2 separate regions of the Homo sapiens genome follow, and region 2 is linked to region 1. Evidence: read pairs that join two places in POLR2A ChIA-PET (ENCODE). Cell type or tissue: MCF 10A. All regions are shown on one strand. Links, peaks and the distances in the headings refer to the core of each region. The heading gives the core; the rest is flanking DNA.

The links. ChIA-PET counts read pairs that join two places held together with the same protein. Peaks named below come from ENCODE experiments on the same cell type or tissue, not always from the same donor. Only the 100,000 strongest peaks of a DNase experiment are listed, where the experiment ranks them.
Region 2: POLR2A ChIA-PET joins it to region 1 with 5 read pairs; 7 of 35 experiments call an interaction of 5 or more read pairs at or near these places.

What each region holds. Positions count from the first base shown.
Region 1 is chr1:180,635,001-180,637,919 of GRCh38, forward strand. All of the region lies in intron 1 of XPR1 (xenotropic and polytropic retrovirus receptor 1), which reads left to right. Among named protein-coding and RNA genes, the nearest start is that of XPR1, 4.4 kb to the left of the region's middle. In MCF 10A, for the core only: a CTCF peak has its summit at 1,312; a DNase peak (open chromatin) is centred at 1,311.
Region 2 is chr1:180,585,716-180,588,634 of GRCh38, forward strand. No RefSeq gene overlaps it. Among named protein-coding and RNA genes, the nearest start is that of OVAAL, 28 kb to the left of the region's middle. RefSeq lists a silencer at 201-384. In MCF 10A, for the core only: no CTCF peak of the experiment used is centred there; a DNase peak (open chromatin) is centred at 1,146.

The sequences.
Region 1 (2,919 bases), core at 160-2,659:
TTTGATTTAACTTTTAATGGCTTTTATTCCTTGAACTGATAAAATTATTAATGATAATAACCCATCAATATCCTGAAAATTATTATGTTTTTTAATTTAAAAATAAGTTGTGGTGTTCATAGATTCAGTCTTCATAGGCAGAATAATAAAGCATAAAATAACAGACCAACATGGAGAAGCCATATAAAGAAAATCTCTTCAATCCATTTGTAAGTAGTTTGTGCAAAGAATAAACACAAACAAGCCGAGACTATTCCTGTTTCCAGTAATCTGTTTGAGTATAAATTTTGACATGTAAAATAGAACACCGGTAAATCTTTGTAAGAGCTTTTTTAAAATTTAGAATTAGTGACTATATATTTTAAAGCTCTGCAATTGATTAATCAAAATTAACTGAGACTGGTTTCAACCAAATAGACTAATATGACCATGTTAATATTTTGCAGAATATTAGCAGAAGAAGCAAATATATTTGGTGCCTTAGGCTGCTGACTTTCCCTAGGGCCTTGTGTTTCTTTGGTTTCTCAGGACCCAGGAATGATTTTTTTCAGTGTATCCTTTGTTTTGTAATAAAATAACAAGGTTTCTAAATTACAGGATTTTAGAGCTAAAAGGGAATTTAAAGATTATCTACCTTGTTTTTCCAGGCAAGGAAACTAAGGTCCAGAGGGGTTAAGCCACTTGTTTAGGAATATGTGTATATGTCTCTTGAGCATGTGTAAGCATTGAGAGTCCGGTCACACTGTGTGATCCTGATGAAACCATTTCTTCTTTTAGCTAAGAAACATCTGAGTTTCTTTAATGTTAGAGAATTGGACTTGATTTCTAAGCTCACAACCCCCGTATTATTTAAGGACTCATCCAGCTCTAAAATTCTGTGTTTTTAAATGGTTTTATTATGTTTGGTATATGAAGAGGACAGAACTTAACAGGAGTATTAATAGCATCCTTTAAAATTAATAATATCCTTTCAAAAATTTTTGATATTTTGATCTGTGAATAAGATGTTAACCCAGTGAAACTCTCTTATTTAACTTAAAAAGGGATGACGATGAATTAATTTTTTATTGCAGGATTTTGGAAAGGAGAGGTTCTGCATGAACTACACTTCCATTATATTCAGGTATAAGGAGACATTACCATAACATTATTAACGATTTTCATTTATAGAACTCTCCCATGGGAACACTTGTGTTACAGGCTTCAGTTTCCCAAAGGTATTATGTTGATTAGGTAGGTTTAACTTGAGTTGCTGCAACTTGTTTGAAATATCCAGTTTGGCCACCCGATGGGGCACAAACCACACTTTTTCTTTCAGACACTTTTGTAAATCAAAGTATAGTATAGTGTGTTTAAGATAACACTTGTAAATGATTGCGTCAATGAGATGGTTGGCATTTACAAATGTTTCTTAAGTGAGTGAATGAATGTTGTAAAGACAGGAAGCTATAACTATTCTTTATCATCTTTAAGTGTGTCAGCGTGAGTATGCTGGAAAGATTATACTTGTCCGTTTATCCTGAAGGTTGGTTTTGGATCAGCTTTTGGGTGAAGGCCCAGATCATAAGAACCTAAGAATCTTATTTGACCTGGGGTGACCATGGAAACTTAGTCCTAGCTTCAAATTCAGTCCTAATCTGGGAAGCATTTAAGAGAATGATTGAGTTGTGCTGGGTAAGGATTTCAGGTATATTTGAGTTGTAGGCCCCAAAGGAGTGTGCCCAAAACTCCCATGGAGTAAAGAGAAGACAGTATTAGAAAAGTAAGGGGGCTGGACACGGTGGCTCACGCCTGTAATCCCAGCACTTTGGGAGGCCGAGGCAGGCGGATCACTTGAGGTCAAGAGATTGAGACCATTCTGGCCAACATGGTGAAACCCCATCTCTACTAAAAATACAAAAATTAGCTGAGTGTGGTGGTGCATGCCTGTAGTCCCACCTACGCGGGAGACTGAGGCAGGAGAATCGATTGAACCGGGGAGGCGGAGGTTGCAGTGAGCTGAGATTGTGCCACTGCACTCCAGCCTGGCAACAGAGTAAGACTTCATCTCAAAAAAAAAAAAAAAAAAAAAGGAAAAGTAAGGGAAGACAGAACTGTTAATTTTACTTATTTTTATGCATAAGAAAAGGAAGAAATACAATTTTACTAGTATTTAATAAATGGATTGATGCAGTACCCCTGCTAAGGAGGTCATGCACAGGTATACTGAAGAAAACAGAAGGATTGCCAGTGGCTTTTTCACTTGTTTGTTCGCTTTGGCAGATAATCATTAATCCAGTTATGGGTGCATAATTAAATGAATCTATAAATTATTATCTAGTTTTAGCCAAATCAACCGCTAGGAAATAGACATGTCTTAAAAAGACTCCTGTAAAGATTCCATAACAGTAATACCAATAATGCAAGCACAAGTGAACAACAAGAAAATGACAACAGAGCTGAGGTTTCTCCTTCTAGTACTAGCTTTTTGGCAGCCAAATTACAGATAAAAACAATAACACTTTAGTAGACTTGACAAGAAGTTCGCCAAAAATTTAAAAATTATTAAGCTAATTCTTTTTTCTTTTTCCTGAGACGGAGTCTTGCTCTGTCACCCAGGCTGGAGTGCAGTGGCCTGATCTCAGCTCACTACAACCTCCGTCTCCCAGGTTCAAGCCATTCTTGTGCCTCAGCTTCCCAAGTAGCTGGCATTACAGGCGCGCGCAACTACATCCAGCTAATTTTTGTATTTTTAGTAGAGACAGGGCTTCACCATGTTGGCCAGGCTGGTCTCGAACTACTGTTCTCACGTGATCCGCCTGCCTCAGCCTCCCAAAGTGCTGGGATTACAGGCATGAGCCACCACTCCTGGCCTAAGCTAACTCTTTGAAGTAAGGTTTTACATCTACTGTCAGTCACAATGAACTTGACTGTAAGTGT
Region 2 (2,919 bases), core at 173-2,672, 49 kb before region 1:
TTACTCTGTACTCCCTCTAGGCAGCTTCTCCATTCTTAGTCTCCAGCCATCTGCTTGGCAAGGCAAGAATCACAGATGACCAAGGTACCTCCTCACACACACCTGACAAGAGAAAAGTTTTGATTCCCTTGTCATGGGCCCCGACACCTTGGGCTGCTTCTACTGCAAAGGGCAGTATCTGGGGGATGCCCGGGCAGAAGAAGAGGACTGGGTTACATACTGTGCTTGTTTAACAAAGGTTTTGGGGGGCCATTTTAGCCAAAGATCTTTCTTTGAGTTCAAAAAGTTACACAGCTTTTAAAATCTGAGGCTGGAGCTTCTTGAGGGTGCCTGGCAAGGACAGCCAGGCCAAAACTGCATAGGAAGATGGCAGGAGTTTCCGTCCGTCACCTCTTCTGTGGCTGTGTCTCTCTTCATCTCTCAGGGCAGCCAGGGGACTCTGCTATCTCTATAGGCCACTCTCAAAATCCGCCCTCAGGAATGGAGCTCATGGACTCATTCGTGCAGGTGCTATAGCTAAAAGAGAAACTCCTCTTTAAATGTCTGAAAACAAAGGGATTGATGACAATTTTTGACATCTGGGGCTCTCAGTGCCAAGGAGGCAGAGAGGTGTTAAGGATAGGAAAGACTTCTTGAAATTGCTTATTTCGTATCTCGTGAGATTCAACCTACCAATAAGACTGGCTCTTTGCCATGCCTGAAGGAGTTCACTTGATATTCACAATAATTATGGAGTCCTCTCTTTTCTGAACTAAACTCCATAATAGGCACAATTAAGCTAACCTTTACTGAGCACTTACTATACCAGGTATTTTGCTGAGCACTTTACATTATTTTCTTTAATTCTTAAATTTAGGTAGAATATCATTTAGGATCCTCTTGATAGACCTAAACCAAATAGGTGTAAACGCAAAGAGCATTTATTGGTTTACAAAACTGGGAAGCTCAGGAACAGGGCTGCCTTCATACATGACTGGACTCAAACAACATTATCAGAACCTTGACTCCCTCCATCTCCTGGCATGGATCCACCTTCCTTTGTGTGTTGGCTTTGTTCTCAGGTTCCCCGTGGGGGCAGGTGGCTGGAGCTGCTCCAGCCAGACAGTCTTCCAGCATCTCCATTTCAGCAGGAAGTAGAAAGCAGCACTCAGGAGTGGCACTCAGCTTCCTCCTGAGTGCTCAGATGTACTCTAATTAGACAGCATCACATACTCATCTCTGAATTGGCCTCATGGCCAGGGGCTTTGAAGAGTCTGTCCTGAGTCATGGTCTGCATTCTTCTTCTTACTATTTTTTTTAGACTTTTTTTTTTTTCTCTGTTGCCCAGGCTGGAATGCAGTGGTGCAATCACAGCTTACTGCAGCCTTGACCTCCTGGGCTCAAGGGATCCTCCCACCTCAGCCCCCAGGGTAGCTGGGACTACAGGTGCACTCCACCATGCCCGACTAATTTTTGTATTTATTGTAGAGGTGGGGTTTCACCATGTTGCCCAGACTGGTGTCAAACTCCTGGGCTCAAGTAATCCTCCTGCCTTGGCTTCCCAAAGTGCTGGGATTACTGGCGTGAGCCACTGTGTCCGGCCTCCATTCCTGGAGGGAGGTGGAGGAGCCTTAACTAGACCAGAAGGATAGAGACTAGGGGAGAAGGATCTCCAGATGGAAATTTGGGGAATAGATGCAGAGCAAGCAACAAAAAATTTTCATAACCCCTGTGAGTGTTAGTGTTCCACTTTGATAGATGAGGAAACTAAGGCTCAGTAATTGATAGAACAGGAGCTCGAATCCTGTCAGTTACATTTAACAAGCCATATTATTGTTCCATTTATTCAGAGGAAATGTTTTTTCTTTTTAAATACATAAAAACAAGAATGCATAACTAGAGTAAATGAATTAATGTCAAATTTTCCATAATGAAAATTCTCCTTAACTTGTCCTGCAAATGTACCCCAGGAGACAGAAGAAGCCCTCTAAGAACGTATAACTCTCTTTTCAATATGTCAATGGCCAAGTTTTTCTGCCAAGGGAAAGAAAGGGAATGTGACTCATTATTAAAGATCCAGGGCATGCTTTTGACTTCATCTTCAGAATGATTTGAACCAACAATTCAGCTGGCTTCAAGAAAAACAACACATGAAGTGACTTACTGTAGAAAGTAAAAAGTTTCCTCTTCAAAGTTTAAAAATAAATCTTAAGTGTTAGAAATAATAGTTTCTTTTAAAGACTAACTTCCTTCAAGCCTCCTTGCTTTATGCTAATAACTCTTTGTTAAGCCCTATCCTATGTAGCTGTTAGACATGCTCACAGGCATAGTACATTCTATGTCCTTGAACCTTAACCAAAATATTTGTGTTGGACACGCTCATAGGCATGTCCCAGCTCACAGCCTGTGTCCCTTCCTTACTTAGGAATATTATTACTTTTCTACCTATTTTTAAAAGTTTTAAATTATTAGCCAGTCAGGTTTCATGAGGTCTGGCTCCAGCCAATGGAGACAGGACACAGCAATAAGGACCTCACGTGTAAGTAATAAATATTCTGGTGTCTGTTTATTCTGTGTGTGCCCTTGCCATTGTCCCATCTGCAAGGGACACCCTTTCTGCAGAAAGTAAAAATTGCCTTGCTAAGACAACTTTTTGTCTAAATGCTGATTTTTCCTTGTGGCACCAAAGAACAAACATTTTACATTTCTAACACTTACTGATATAATTTATCCTTTCTTAGATACTTCACGTGGGCCTGGCTGCCTTGTAAAGGGTTTTGAAACAGTCATTTAGGAGATATGGTCATTGTTGATTTTATTCTGAACTCTCAACCACAAGCAACTATGAAGTCTGTTATTAATGACCTTATCATATTGACATGTACTAACCAAGATAGAGAAAGCTATGGTGTTAGCAAAGTTAGCAAAGTCTTAGACTTG